Linked DNA regions of Homo sapiens: region 2 is linked to region 1. Evidence: read pairs that join two places in POLR2A ChIA-PET (ENCODE). Cell type or tissue: PC-3. All regions are shown on one strand.

Region 1 (8,000 bases):
TAAAATACATATTTTTCCTGCTATATTCTTTCTCAAATTTTATCATGGTAAACTTAAAAATATACAATAGTAGAAAGAGATAACAAACCCTGAAAGCCATCACCACGATTAAGGAGATACCACATTTTGCCAGTCTTATATATCCATTTTTGTTTTCTTTCGTTTATTTGTTTTTGAGTATTTTAAAACAAATATCAGGCAACATATTTTGTCATGAAGTCCATCAGGAGGGAATAGTATTTAACTGAATGTCAGGGCAGGCACACATTGCTCTGGGTGTCTGGTGGCATCTCCTTATTCAGCAGTGAGCCACCAAGTCAGGTCCTCCGGTCAGGACCAGGATTTCTTGTTTTAGTGATGTCAAGTGAAATAGAGAATACCAGCATGCACTGTACACAGTACGGTCAGGATGGTTTCCTGAAACTTGTTTACCTATGTATACATGTTCTGGGTTGCAATGTACTGTGAAATATATTTCTTTCTGTAGATTGTGAAAAATACCCAGGCCAAAAAAAGTAACAAGAGCAAAGATGAATCGTTTCTAAGAAGAAGGAGATGCAGAACAGAAAAATCAGAAGAAAAGAGAGGGACAAAGAAGGAGGAAGGACTGAAAGCCACTTCCCTTCCTGACCCCCGAGTTCCTGCTCCAGTAAAGTGACATGCAGCCCCTTCCCCATCCCTGCACTCCCTCCTCAGCCCGGACTTGAGGAACCAAAGAACTGTAAGGAGGAGACGTGTTCAACAAGACTTACAAGGAAGAACTGACAGGGCTGACGACTCAAGGAGAAAGAGGCAGGGGTCAAAAGGATGCTGGAAAGTCCAGTCTGGGTGTGAAGGAACATGGGAACCCTGGTAGAGGGGGTCAAGTCGAAGGATCGCCTGACTTGAAAGACAGAGTAAATTATCAGTAAATTCTGGGCAGGTTAAATTTGGGGTGATGGCAAGACGTTAGCAACATTCATTCTTCCAGTTGGCAACCACAGATACAAAAGGGAGTCCGGGTGAGAAGAAAGGACTGAAGACATGGTGGGGGAGACTATGGGAACACAAGGGAAGGTGGCAGCCAAGCACAGGGCATCTTCCCTCGTGGCCAGGTCTGCGCTGCCCTGTTCACCCTTTCTTCTTGTCAAAGACCTGCCCCTTGTGGCCGGGCGTGGTGGCTCACACCTGTAATCCCAGCACTTTGGGAGGCCAAGGCAGGCAGATCACTTGAGGTCAGCCTGGCCAACATGGTAAAACCCTGTCTCTACAAAAAATACAAAAATCAGCCGGGCGTGGTGGTGTGTGCCTGTAGTCCCAGCCACTCAGGAGGCTGAGGCAGGAGAATCGCTTGAACCTGGGTGGCGGAGGTTGCAGTGAGCTGAGGTCATGTCACTGCACTCCAGCATGGGCGACAGAGCAAGACTCTGTCTGAAGAGAAAAAAAAAAAAAAGACCTGCCCCTGGGGAGTGCCTGGGTGTGTGAGTGGGCCAGGTGTATACACACACAGGTGCGCAGTGAACAAGCAGCTCCTCTAGGAGGGTGCGGCACCAGGCAGGGATCGTTCTGCACTAGCCGTCCACTGGTCGATACCTTGGATGGAAAGTTCAGCTGACATCGAGGCCTTCCCCGACCCGTTCACCACCAGGCACGTGTACACTCCCACGTCATCTTGGTTGACTCCATGGATTTCCAGAACCTGCATGCCGTTCTTCTCAGACACAGACACACGGGCACTCGGCTGCAGTGGAACATTTCCCTGTGGATGGCAATGGGGTAACTTGGTCATACAAATCTGCTCACCTTCTGGCTGTGTCCTCCTGCCTCCTGCCAATCCTAGTGGGATAGACTCCAGGGCCTGGGCAGCAGCGTCCTCTGCTGTGGGCCCTGTCAATGTGCTCAGAGAGCCAACTTTAAACAGTTCAGGGGCCCTGACTTGAGGTCTGTGGATGTGGTGTGGTGCTCTGTCCTGCTTAGAGCAGTTGCCTGAAAACTGTTTCAAAGGAGCCTGAGTTTGAGGTAGGAAATCCCATATTCCTCACTTCAGTTTTTCCTTACCTCCCCATTCCTTTTATTCTTTTCCTAGGGGAGTTCAAGAGAATTAGGAAGCAGGTAAAAGGTGTCAATACCCACTTTTACCCAGGCATTCCAACTCTGAAAAACCTATTCCCCTGGCCATGACTCTACCTGTTCCCCTAGGATCCTCACTGCCCTGTTTAACAGCCATCCCCAACCCCATGCCACTGCCTCCCTGCCCGCCCACCTCTCCCCCTTAAGCTTCACTTCCCCCAGCCCTGAATGATTTATAAATCCCTTCTACATGGAGGCTCCTGACAATATTTTGAGGTAGGTGGTATTATTTCTATCTCACCGATAAGGAAACCAGGATTCCAAGAAGTCAAATGACTTATCCAGCTTCACAGGCTTTATAAACCAGGGAGCTGTGGCTTAACACCTAGAACCCTAACTTCACAGTCCACTCTTGAGATTGTCAGGCTTGTCTTGACTCAGAAGTTTTCTGCTATTTTGTGAGTGTGAGAATTGTCAGAACACTGTGGTCTGAGTAACAGAGGGAGAGTTGTAATAGGGACAGGAACATGCATCCCTAACAAACATACAGAGAACCCCTGAGAACCGCCTGAAACAGGAGGAACAGAATGGAAAGACTCCTACTAGTTGAAGGGTCTAACCCTGAATTTTCAGGGTCCCTAGGGCTATGATATGGTTTGGCTGTGTCCCCACCCAAATCTCATCTTGAAATGTAGCTCCCATAATTCCCACGTGTTGTGGGAGGGACCCAGTGGGAGGTAACTGAATCATAGGGTGGGTTTTCTCATGCTATTCTCATGACAGTGAATAAGTCTCATGTGATCTGATGGTTTTATAAAGAGGAGTTCCCCTGCACATGCTCTCTTGCCTGCCGCCATATAAGGCATGACTTGGCTCCTCATTCACCTTCTGTCATGATTGTGAGGCCTCCCCAGCCATGTGGAACGGTGAGTCCATTAAACCTCTTTCCTTCATAAATTACCCAGTCTCGGGTATGTCTATTAGCAGCATGAGAACAGACTAATACAGGCTGGATCAGGGTCAGGGCAGACAGAAACCTCACCTTGAGCCAGGTGACCTGCGGTTGGGGCCGGCCAGTGATCTTGCAGGAGAATCGTCCCATCTGTCCTTCTTTGACCACAACTCGGCCCAGCTTGGTAGCAAACTTTGGTGGGCACTCCCCCCAGATGCTAGGACGGGTCTCCACTGCTGGAGCTGAAAATCTATCCCTGTAAGGAAATTGGCAGAGAATCCAGTCCCAGACAAGGCAGCAATTCAACCATCCTCTCTCCACCTCACTCAAAGGCACTAAGTTAAGGTCAGAAGCCATCAAAGTGTAGCCTTCCCAATTTTATGCCTCAGAAACTTTCTCATGCTCTCTCTAGAAAAATGTGTGGCACCAAAACCTATTTCCTCTACCTCTTGGGCATGCAGCTAGACTTCATTTACTAGCCTTCCTTGCAGTTAGGCATGCCTGAATTCCACTGAGCCCTGGCTGAAAGCCTGGGTTTTAGCCAGGAGACCATGAGCAGAAGAGCTGTATGCCACTTCCAGGGCCGACTCATAAGAACCTCCTGTGAGGCTCTGCAGTCTCTCGTCCACTCTGCTGGTGAGATGCAGAAGGCCCAGTGGGGGCTCAAGGGCCTAGGAGATGAAACTATAAAATGGAAGAAGCCTGGGCTCCTGGAAGATAATGTGGAAGGCTCTCCCCATGTTCCAGGATATCTGAACTGAACTTTCCCTGAGTAAGAAACAAACTTTCCCTGGGTTGAGCCACTGTGATTTGAGGCTTGTCTGTTACAGCAGCTACTGTTACCCGCCTCTTCTAGGCTTGCTTATTTCAATCTTCTGACTATTGCCTTGATTGTTAGAGTCCACTGCAGACTCTGGCCACCTCTCCCACTTCCTTACATTTAGCAGCTGGGCCAGTCAAAGGAGCCAATCACAGAGGCAGCCAGGTCAGGAGGTGCTGTGTAAATGACACATCTCATTGTACTAGGCTCCCGCCCTTTGGTTATTATAACCTAGGAGAGCCAAGACTTACTCCCCAGACCTATCCTGCTCAAGTCAGCAGGAAAGCAATCCAACCCTTACTCTGTCTTGAACATCCAGGACTTACCCTAAGGTTTTGGAAACAACAGGCTGACCAAGCTGCTTCGCAAAACTTCCTGCAAGAAAAAGAGTTGATGAGTCAGGTCTGAGCCACCAACTTGGAGCAATGAAAGTAAAAAGATTCAACAGCAGGGGTGGGTGGGATAGTGATGGTGATCATTAATCTTGACTGAGCATGGGCTGTGTCACTATGGATACTATGGTAGGTGTTTACATACATTATCATGTGAATTTCTTGCAATAATTTTATGAAGCTGATACTACATTATCCTATTTTTTAAACAGATGAGAGAAATAAGATTCAGAGAAGTTAAGTCATCCATACAAGGTCACAAAGTCAGTAACAGTGCAGAAATTCACCCAGGTCTGCCAGATTCTAAAACTCTCAACCACCCTGCTGAGTTGTTAGGGTAGTACGCTCTACCTTCCATTTTGGGGATTATTTGGGGGTGATTCAGGACCTCTCCAGAACATTTTCTCAGTTAAAGGGAGGGAGGGAAAGGCCCATGCCTATCTCTTACCACACCTACTCTTGACTGACACAATCAACACTCCATTCTTCCACTTAAGGCCTGGCAAGTAGCAGCAAGCTGAAAGAGAGCAGGACAGGTCACTGCAGATGAGCTACAGCGGAGCCAGCAGCTCCTGCAGAATCTGCAGTGCTGCCACACTGAACACTGCCAGTCCTGGGCAAGGTGCTGCTATGCTGGACACTGCCAGTCCTGGGCAAGGCGCTGCTATGCTGGACACTGCCAGTCCTGGGCAAGGCGCTGCTATGCTAGACACTGCCAGTCCTGGGCAAGGCGCTGCTATGCTGGGCACTGCCAGTCGGTCCTAGGTGAGATGATGAGGCCATAGTAGGCGCTATCCTACTGGGCGCTGCTGATCCTGGGTGAGCTGTTGCCGTGCTAGGCAGGAGGCCATTAAATAGCAAAGCCAGCAAGGCAGCTGGGGTTAGCTCCTTTCATCCAGCTCCTGCAGCTGGGAGGGACAATTCACAATGTCACCATGAAATAACTCTAAAGTAGTGGGAGTTTTATTTTGAGGGGTGGGGTGGGAGGAAGAGGTCTTTTTTGAGATGATGATCACCCTGAAAGTTGTTCTTCTTTTGCCGCAAGCTGGGGATGTTTATAAAACCCTATCCCAGGGAGGGTAGAGTCATCCTCTGATATCAGCAGACAGTTGCTGTGGGGAATTTGCAGGGAGTTTACTGCAAAAGAGTAAACTTCCTTAACTTTGACTCTGATCACATTTATATGACTGTGTAAGAACATAGGTGTGGAGGAGAAAAATCATGGCTATTTTCATCAGCCACACCCGGTTTAAGATTCCACCAGAACTTTAGTGAAAAGGGATTAATAACAAACACTGGCATCACATTTAAGCTGTGGCTCCATATAATTGGTGATTACGATACAGGCATTTCTGTTTAACATTACTTAGTGAGCTGTGTCTAGTTTTCATTCCTGAAAGTGTTTTGGTTTTTGTCATTCCATTCTCTATTCAAAAGTAAAAGAACTTCTAAATTGATAAAAGGAGAGACTTGTTTTGAAAGGACCCAACTGACAGTCAAGATGCTGGGCCCTCAGATGCTGCTGGAGGCAGAGCCAACTGTCCAGTCCTCCTGGAAATACTTGAGTGAGGAAAAATCATAAGCTTTAAAGATGCTCTGCTCTTGGGACAGCACCTCCGTTTCTGTGACTCCATTCAAAGGAAACGACGCTAAAGTTAGAAGAGAAAGTTTACACAGCTATTCACTTTTATCTTATTTGTAATAGTGAAAGTTAGAAGCAACATAAATGTCACTCAGTAGGAAGAAAATAAGTAGTCAGGTAAAATGTACAATTAGACATCTTATTCTGCCATTAAATTATGTTTAAGAATATCTGAAACGTGCAGGTACATGTTAGGATATTATCTCATTCGTTCCTCAGCACACTCCAAATGGGCTATGATCCTCTCCGCTCCACTGGGCTCCATCCCAGCCACAATCTTGTCAAACCCAATGGTTGACACTCTGTCTCCATCTCACTCAGATGCTCAGTAGTATCTGACACAAGGTCCCACTCCCCTTCAAAGCACTTTCTCTTCTAGACTTTCCTGCTTTTACCAGGTTATTCATCTTCTCTCAACCTCCTTCTCTGCTCAACCTTTGCATGCTGGGGCACCCTAGGGCTGAGTCCTGGGCCTCTCCCCAGCTCCATCTAATTTCTCCCAGGAGGTCTTAGTCCCATAGCTTTAAATATCATCTATATGCTAAAGACCCAACCCATATCCCCACTAGAACTTCTTATTCACTCATCAGATGTATCCGGAACAAATCCCAGCACATTGTAGGTATTTAAATATTTGTTAAATACATTTTGTGCAGCATACAAAATTACCTATTTAATGTGATCATAATTAGGTAAAACTAAAATACCCAAAGACAGGAAAATGACAAGAAAAGGTATCATGTTATTAATACTGATTATTTTGGGGGTTGTGGTACTCTGAGTAATTTTATTCAGCTGTATTTTCTAAAACCTATAAATACAATGGTAAAGAAGAAATAAAACATGAAAAACATAATCTAGTTGCAAAAAAAGGGGCAGGGAGGAAGAAAGTAAAATCTGGCATCCAAATAGAGGATGGATAGGGCCTTCTAAACACGCTCCATACAACAGCATTATCCAGTCTCTAACATTTCATCACAAAATATCCGTGTACCATCCATTGTACTACCCACACTACTGTATCACTCATTTCATCTGGGAATAAAGATTTTATAAAAATTAGACTGATTAACTGATGAATGGATAAAGAAAATGTGGTGCATCCATACAATGAAGTATTATTCAGCTGTAAAAGGAATGAAGTACTAACACGTGGTACAACATGGATGGACATTGAAAAAGTGCATTAAGTGAAGGAGCTCAGACCCAAAAGGCCATGTATGATAGGATTCCGTTCATATGAAATGTCCAGGAGAGGCAAATCCATAGAGAAAGATGGTGGTTAGTAGTTGCCAGGAGCTGGGGGAGGAGGGGATGGGGAATTAATGCTCAATAGGTATGGGGTTTCCATTTGGGGTAATAAACAAGTCCTGGAATGAGATAGCAGTGATGGCTGCACAACACTGTGAATGTACTTAATGACAATTGTACACTTTAAAATGGTTAAAATGGTAAATTTTATGTTAGGTATGTATATTTTACCACAATAAAAAAAATTAGACTGAGCATTTTAAAAAGTCTTGGGAGCTAAATATCTTAATCCAAAAGGCTTAAATTCCTTTCTTCCTTAAAAAATAAATAAAAGCAAAAACATGGCACTTTCCCAAAGAATAGCAAAAGAATGCTGGGGAGAGATACTTCTATGTCAGGGTAAGAGGGTATGATGAAAACATATCACATAAAGCAGTCAGCTAAAAATGGAATTGATGGATGCTTATTTTAATATGAGTTAACAGAGAGTTCACATCAAGACAAAAAGAATTTAGGCTAAAATTACTAACAGGGTCTATTTATAGGAAAAATTTGAAGTTGCAAATTGTTAGATAAGGCAAAATTAATTTTGTAAAAGTATGAAAATCTGGCAGAACAGTAAGGTTATGTAGAAAAATAAGTGGAAAGGGGATTAAAGTAGAAATGCAAAAAATAGAAGAATGAGTTAAGAGAACTGGTGAGGACAGAAGCAAGTTGCTGAGAAAAAGGAGAGGCCAAGACACTGACGGTATTTGATCTTAGATTTTTCAAAGACAAGTAAAAGAGAATGCTGGCAGGTCTTAGGATTGGAAAGTTCAGTGGTGGAAGGGATAAGGTAGACCTAGCTCTGTTTGTCAGGTGATACAGAAAGACTGAATCGGGTCAGAACATACT
Region 2 (8,000 bases), 130 kb before region 1:
CAAACAACTGCCTTTCTGGGATCAGAGTCTTTTCTGCACTTTGACATGGGTAGTATCGAAGAGTCCAGAGTAACCTCCTGACTCTTGGCCCCTGCTCTGTCCTAACTCCCAACAATCCCTGCCTCTGCCTTTATCTCCTAGTGGACTTTTGAGCTGCTTTGACCTCAAAGACCTTGGTTTGCATGTATGAGTCATACCTTGTGAGGCTCCCTTTCATAGGTACCTGGCTGTCTAGCCTCTAGCCTTTGGGGAATTCAGGGCAGACTGACTTGTCTTTCTGTTGGCTTCCTCCAATGCAGGATGTTAGCTTCAGTTTCTCTGCTCTACGTCAGTTATCCATTCTTTGTTTTCCATCTTCCATAATTCTGACATTTTCCATCTATCATCACCTGTATTTGTCTTTATATTTGAAGAGTTTATATCTCTATTTTATTTTATTATTATTATACTTTAAGTTTTAGGGTACATGTGCACAATGTGCAGGTTTGTTACCTTCACAGATGGGAACTGAACAATGAGAACACATGGACACAGGAAGGGGAACATCACACACCGGGGACATCTTTTTTAAAAACATTGTTATCCCTTTACTATCAGTTTAATGGAAGTTCTGAGGGGTAGAGAATCACTGCTTCTCTTGAGTAATTCATGTTTGACTTTCTCTCTACTGTGGTAGGTTCCTATTTCCTAAGCTGATATTTCCTTCATCTCCTGATTCTTCTGAAAACAGGAGTCTCAGTTTTTAGCTTTCTAGACAATTTGAAAAAGACATCTACTCAGCCTTCAGAGCCCTATTTGTTCTGTGGTTAATATGCAGCCAGAAACAAGTCAATGTAAGTCAGCTTTTGCAAATATCAATTAGAACTTAGGGGATGTGTCAGGATAAAACTTAAAGTGTAATTAGTTTAAGTCAAGCTAACTCTGGGAAATTTCCTCTTGATAGAAAAATAATATTCATAAGGTCAGATGAGCTTTTCTCCTTTGACTGTTAAGAAGGGAATATTTAGGGATTGGAAGTTAAAATTTTCCTTAGAACGAGATTTAGATTTGTAACATTTCCTAAACTCACAGCAATTGTTTTTTTGTACAATTGCATGGCACTTTCAGTTTCAAAGATCCTTTTTTTTGGGAGGTGGGTAGAACTTAAAATAATACCTTCCATCTTTAGTACAGTTGTTAGTGGGGTATTGGTTCCAGGACACCCCCACAGATAACAAAATCTGCAGTTGCTCAAGTCCCTTATATAAAATGGCATATGTAGTATTTGCATGTAACCTATGCACATTTTCCTGTATGCTTTAAATCATCTCTAGATTACTTATAATACCTAATACAATGCCTACACATCACTTCTTTCACATAGATTCAATGTAGTACTAGGTGAACAGCAAATTCAAGTTTTGCTTTTTGGAATTTTGTGGAACTCCCCACCCCCAAATATATATTATATATTATATAATATATATAATATATATTTTATATTATATATAATATATATTTTATAATATATATTTTATATTATATATAATATATATTTTATAATATATAATTTTATATTATATATAATATATAATATATATTTTATATTATATATACTATATATTTTATATTATATATACTATACATTTTATATTATATATACTATATATTTTATATTATATATACTATACATTTTATATTATATATACTATACATTTTATATTATATATACTATATATATTTTATATTATATACTATATATTTTATATTATATACTATATATATTTTATATTTTATATACTATATATATTTTACATTTTATATACTATATTTTATATTATATATATATTTTATATATAATATATAAATATAATAATATATTTTATATATAATATATAATATAATATATATGATATATAGTATATATATTTTATATATTATATATAATATATATTTTATATATTATATATAATTTTACATATATAGTTTATTTATATATATATATATATATATATATATATATATATATATATATATATATATTTTTTTTTTTTTTTGGGGACAGCATCTCGCTCAGCCACCCAGGCTGGAGTGCAGTGGTGTGATCTCGGCTCACTGCAACCACTGTCTCCCGGTTTCAAGCAATTCTCCTGTCTCAGCCTCCTTAGTAGCTGGGATTACAGGCACCTGCCATCATGCTCAGCTAATTTTTATATTTTAGTAGAGACAGGGTTTCACCATATTGGCCAGACTGGTCTTGAACTCCTGACCTCAGGTGATCTGCCCACCTCGGCCTCCCAAAGTGCTAGCATTACAAGCACGAGCCACCACACCTAGCCTCCCACCAAATATTTTTCATCTCCAGTTGATTGAATCCATAGATTTGGAATGCATGGATACAGAGGGCTGACTGAATATAACTTTTTCACATATTTGGGGTTTTTTTTTTCCTGCAGAAATGTAATCTGTTCTTTCAGAGTAGAGATTGTTTCTGATACATCTTAGCATCTCTGAGTGCCAGAATGAGGGCGTACCATAAGGTCAGGCACATAGAGCTTGTTTAATCTTTCTATCAAGCCATGAGTGAGGAACTACTATAACTCTAATTTTATAACTGTGGAAACTGAGGCACAAGCTACACAGCTGTAGTAAGAGGTAGAGGTAAGAGGTAGTAACTTATTTTACAGAGGGAATGAAAATGGTGGGTAAGTTGGACAAGTTGGTTCCTAGGATAGCACCAAGAGGAACTGACTCCACTGATTAACCAGGTTAGCTGCCTCCTACCCAAGCACACTGCAGGATTTGCCTTCAGTGACAACATGCAAGGTGCTTTCTGGAGAGGCATATCTGGGACTTCATGGAGCTTGCAGAATCGGTTGTATGGCTGCTGGCTAATAGGTGTTTGACAAGTTTGGCCTGAGACTATCTTTGAAACATACCACCTGAAGCGTGGTTGTGGAGAAGCCCCATAGCTCAATCTTATCTTAACTATTGGAGGCTACTGATACCTGCCTTAAAGATGTTATTAATAATAAATATGAATGACCAAATTGACTTAGGTTAATTTGTAACCTCCTTCTCCCTTAGTTATCTCCAGCCGAAAGAAATCTAGTCTAAGAGAGTCACAAAATATCTTGTGAAAATTTACCACAGGCCTCAAACAGAGACTCGGGGGACTGAAGTCTCTGACATGAAGCGCTTCCTGCAGGGTATAAGCATTTGGAACACGGGTAAGGCCTATGGGCTAAAATCTCCAGCCAGCAGCGGTTAGAAATTCAATGTTGTCCCCAAGCACTTTAGATCTCCTGAGTGTTTTGAATTCCAGTGGGAAGGGAGTTCTGATAAAAGGCAGCTGAGTTTGGAAGGATTGTAGCCTCAGGATGGCTCCTCTGCCTTTTGACCCATGGTTGAGGAAATTCTGCCTCAGCAGCCCTGTCTCCCTTTCTGCATCCATCTCATAGTCCCCACTGGTGATCCCCCATCTCAAGTAGCAAATTCCAAAGACGTTGGAGAATGTTGGCCTTGTTGGTTGTCTCATATCAGAAATAATCTGAGAGTTGCTTGTGAATTGCAGGACTATTTAGATTTTGAGGTCAGAAGCATAGAACTGGTACTTTTTTTTTTTTTTGAGATGGAGTCTCACTCTGTCGCCCAGGCTGGAGTGCAGTGGCGCAATATCCGCTCACTGCAAGCTCTGTCTCCCGGGTTCATGCCATTCTCCTGCCTCAGCCTCCCGAGTAGCTGGGACTACAGGCGCCCGCCATCACGCCCGGCTAATTTTTTGTATTTTTAGTAGAGACGGGGTTTCACCGTGTTAGCCAGGATGGTCTCGATCTCCTGACCTCGTGATCCGCCTGCCTTGGCCTCCCAAAGTGCTGGGATTACAGGCGTGAGCCACCGCGCCTGGCCAGAACTGGTACTTTTAAAATGTCTTTTTATTTTTTAATTAATTTTTTTTAAAGAAATAGAGATGGGGTCTTGCTATGTTGTGCAGGCTGGTCTTGAACTTCTGGCCTCAAGCGATTCTCCTGCCTTGGCCTCCCAAAGTGCTGGGACTACAGGTGTGTACCACTGTACCCAGCCTTTAAAATGTCTTAAAAAGTGAAAAACTATATTTGAATATAAATAAAGAATTAAGAACAACAACACTTGAGTATCGAGACTATATTATCCAATACAATTGATGAAACTATAGACCATACTCTCTAGACTTTCACACAAGCTTTTCAGTTTTAATTTCACATAATTTGAAAAGTGATGTACATGTGACTGTCGAGCATTTGAAATGTAACTCATACAACTGAGGAACTGAATTTTTTATTTTATTTTTTAAAGTAACTTAAATTTAAATAGCCACTTGTGAGTAGTGGCTACCATCCTGGTCACCACACATCCAGAACATGGTGATAAGCCTGTATCAGGATAGTCTAGGTTATGTTGCAGCCACTGAGAACCCCAAAATCTTGGTGATTTATAAGAACAAATGTTTATTTCTTGCTTGTGTTATGTCCCCATTTTGGGTTGGCTAGAGACCCAGATGGCTGCAGCAGCCACCATCTCATGTGTTGCCCGTCATTATGGAGAGGCTTGTACCAGCACATAAATGCTCTGGTCCCGAGGGTACATACATCACTTCTGGTCACAGCTCACTGACTAGGACTAGTCACATGGCCCCATCTAACCAGGAAGCCGAGAGTGAAGCCCTAACTCTGTGCAGAGATCCTTAGCAACAACTGCCACCAACATTAGCCCCCCCTTTCAAATTACAGGAAGGAGTCCCAAGGGATAAAGAGAGTAGTGCTACTTGTGTTTTCTTGAAAAATGGAGAATTGGGTTTCTCACAACTCAATTATTTATTACCTCCTATGTACTTATTAGCACAGATTTATCAAAAACAGGTGAGGTGTGGAGCAAAAAGCAAATTTCAAACATTTTAACAAAAATAAAAAATCTTTACATAAATTTAGAGCTGACAACAGTCAGCATGTCTTATTAGTTGCATGTAGGAAATATCTTTTAATAAGATATGCAATGCAAGGAACAATCAATGGATTATTTTTTATATGTTTGGGATGAAAATGAATGGAAGAAAGTATATCTGTTATTTTTCTCAGTGCAGCATATAAATTGTACATTTTTCACTAGCAAGGAATAAAAAGTCATTTTCTTTAAAAATAATAAATTGTTAGGGACATTTGTGGATTGTGAGTGTCTTAAAAATGAAAACACTAAATATTTATTAACTGGACAATGGATTGTTTCTTTCCAGACTACATCAAAGAATCAGAGAATTATCTAGCCCTACATTTAACAGCATGTCTTAAACTCTTTCTAGACCATCCACAATATTGTTTGAACATCTGAAGACATGGGGAACTTGCCATCTGATATCTGATAACAGACTTCCTGTAAAGCAGGACTGGTAGTTTCCTGATAACAAATTCTTCAATATGAAGGTATGGATAAAGCATTTGGCTGCCAATAATGAACTGCACCAAAGTCACCAATTCAAACCATGCCCTGGTAAATAGTATCATCAGTGATGATGATGATGATGATGATGATAATGTCACATGTTAAAAATGTCATATAGATTTTAGCATCTTGAGGACCTGATACTCTGTAACAGTGGTCCCTAACCTTTTTGGCACCAGGGACCACTTTCATGGAAGACAGTTTTTCCATGGACCAGGAGAGGGGGTGGTTTTGGGATTATTCAAGCACATTACATGTATTGTGCATTTTATTTCTATTATTATTACATTGTAATAATATATTTTATTATAATATAAAATAAGTATACAACTCATCATAATGTAGAATCAGTGGAAGCCCTGAGCTTGTTTTCCTGCAACTAGACTGTCCCATCTAGGGGTGATGGGAGACAGTGACAGATCATCAGGTGTTAGATTCTCATAAGGAGCGTGAAACCTAGATCCCTCACATGAGCAGTTCACAATAGAGTTCGTTCCTGAGAGAACCTGATGCTGCCGCTGATCTGACAGGAGGCAGAGCTCAGGCGGTAATGCGAGCAATGGGGATCGGCTGTAAATATAGATGATGCTTTGCTCACTTGCCCACTGCTAACCTCCTTATGTGTGACCTGGTTCCTAACAGGCTACTTACCGGGGGTTGGGGACACCTGCTCTATAAGATATCCTTCTAGAATGATTGATATAGTACTAAGCTGATGCTCAAGAGAAATTTTGAACTAAATGTGTAAATTCGGCTACCTATATAAACAAGAACTTCCTAAATCATTCTGTTCCATAGCAAAACACAACCACATAAGCCAGTTCTTCACATCTAGGCACCACAGTGTTTGTTTTTCATTTCCAGGATATAGCTGTGTCCTTTACAACTGGTAGCATGGAAAGAAAGAGAAGTCTGCAAAGATTGAACAAACAGCATGCACTGTGGTATCCTTTATTTAAAAATTGTGAGCTGACTACAGTTGTAGTGTTCTCATTTACCATTCTGATGGCATAATAAACCAAGAGAACATTAACACAATTCCAAGAAGGCATTAACCTGTAACACACATATACGCCACACATGCACACACACAACATACACGCACACAAAGGTTATATTCTGAACACAAAAGTGATAGAAAAAAGCTTTGAATGCGCTAAATCAAATAAAAACCCTTTATTATAATAAACTGTGGCAATACTGTGGCTATCATGAAAAATATTGTAACTATTTTAAAAGCAAAAGGAAAAATACTGGCAGTTTGAAACTAGCAGCAAAAAGCAGATAAAAATAGAATGGAAGATAACATAAGACTAATATCAAAATTCTAATGTTGATACTGTGTAGGATTGCACTGAAGTAATTTTAAATTGGTTCTTAAGGAACTCTTAAAAAGTCCCTTAAAAATATTAAATTGTTGCACCTTACAAACAGTGGAAAAGAAAAAAAAAGTATTTGGAATGTTACACACACACACAGAGGAAATGTATTAGGTCTATCATCAATTATGGTCTTTGTTTATGACCTTCAAAAAGCTTTATAAAGAAAAAATTTAAGTGCCAATGTAGTGAAAGAAAGTTAAAAATTCCTAAAGACGCAAGTCTGAGTGCATTTACCAGGTCTAAGAATATATTTAAAGGTTGGGGGCAAGGCATGATTGATGCACATTTAAGAAGAAAAATATGGAACCCATAAGGTAGGTCAAGTTCTTTGGAGAGTGTTGAGAATGAAGATGTATTAAACTCTGGCTATCTTGGAGGAGATTCCAAAGTACATGGAGTTCTCCAGCTCTTTATCAGTTGAAATCTGTTTCATCGTGGCCAATAGATAATTAAGACTAACTTTTCAGCAAACTGATTTCTCCTATATTCAAACACAAAAATCTTTACCACACGTTCAGAGCTGATATTCTATAACAGCACAAATAAGAATCCTGGTTTACAAAGGAAACCACATTAGCAAGGATTTTTTTTTTCCCATGGGTTCTTAACCAAATGTCTGAAGCTGCTAGACATCTGCAAAGAGGGGATAAGTTTAGATTTCCTACTGATTTTGGAAGAAAAATATTTTCCTAAGGAAGCCAGAGTCATCCATGAGCAGGGACCTGTCTTCAGAATCGAAGAAGCATAATGTCCTTAATGCTTACACTCATGACAAGTTGAGAGTCAGCAAAACTGGCAGGTGGAAGGGGAAAGAGAAATGGAGAGTTTGAACATCTGCAGTGTACTTTGGAATAAAGTGGCTCAACTGCTTTCAGAAATGAATTGCTGGAGTACTGGGAGAAAACCCAGTTCTCTAGAGTCAGGGGGTGGGGAGAGAGAGGCCTCCCATCCCCAGGAACCCTCTGGGCTGAGCTGTGGCCCAGAACTCTTGTTTTGGCCTTATTTTTCATGAGCGCATTCAAGTGGAGAATTTATGACTTTGCCCAGATAAATATTTGGTTTGGTTACTTTCTCTCTAAAATCAATTGGTCAGTCAAGTTACTGGTGATTTCCCTAAATGAAATCTAGCTGCACTAGTATCTTAAGGTGCCAACTAACATAGAT

What was found. ChIA-PET counts read pairs that join two places held together with the same protein. Peaks named below come from ENCODE experiments on the same cell type or tissue, not always from the same donor. Only the 100,000 strongest peaks of a DNase experiment are listed, where the experiment ranks them.
Region 2: POLR2A ChIA-PET joins it to region 1 with 13 read pairs; 2 of 35 experiments call an interaction of 5 or more read pairs at or near these places.

Annotation. Positions count from the first base shown.
Region 1 is chr3:123,735,806-123,743,805 of GRCh38, forward strand. MYLK (myosin light chain kinase) reads right to left here. Exons shown (of 34, transcript NM_053025.4): 6 at 4,148-4,196; 7 at 3,092-3,257; 8 at 1,573-1,738. Among named protein-coding and RNA genes, the nearest start is that of MYLK-AS2, 50 kb to the left of the region's middle. In PC-3, no CTCF peak of the experiment used is centred here; a DNase peak (open chromatin) is centred at 4,206; H3K27ac peaks cover 1,757 bases.
Region 2 is chr3:123,605,921-123,613,920 of GRCh38, forward strand. MYLK (myosin light chain kinase) reads right to left here. Exons shown (of 34, transcript NM_053025.4): 34 at 4,129-8,000. All of the region lies in intron 2 of MYLK-AS1 (MYLK antisense RNA 1), which reads left to right. Among named protein-coding and RNA genes, the nearest start is that of MYLK-AS1, 24 kb to the left of the region's middle. RefSeq lists an enhancer at 4,494-4,543. In PC-3, no CTCF peak of the experiment used is centred here; a DNase peak (open chromatin) is centred at 231; H3K27ac peaks cover 320 bases.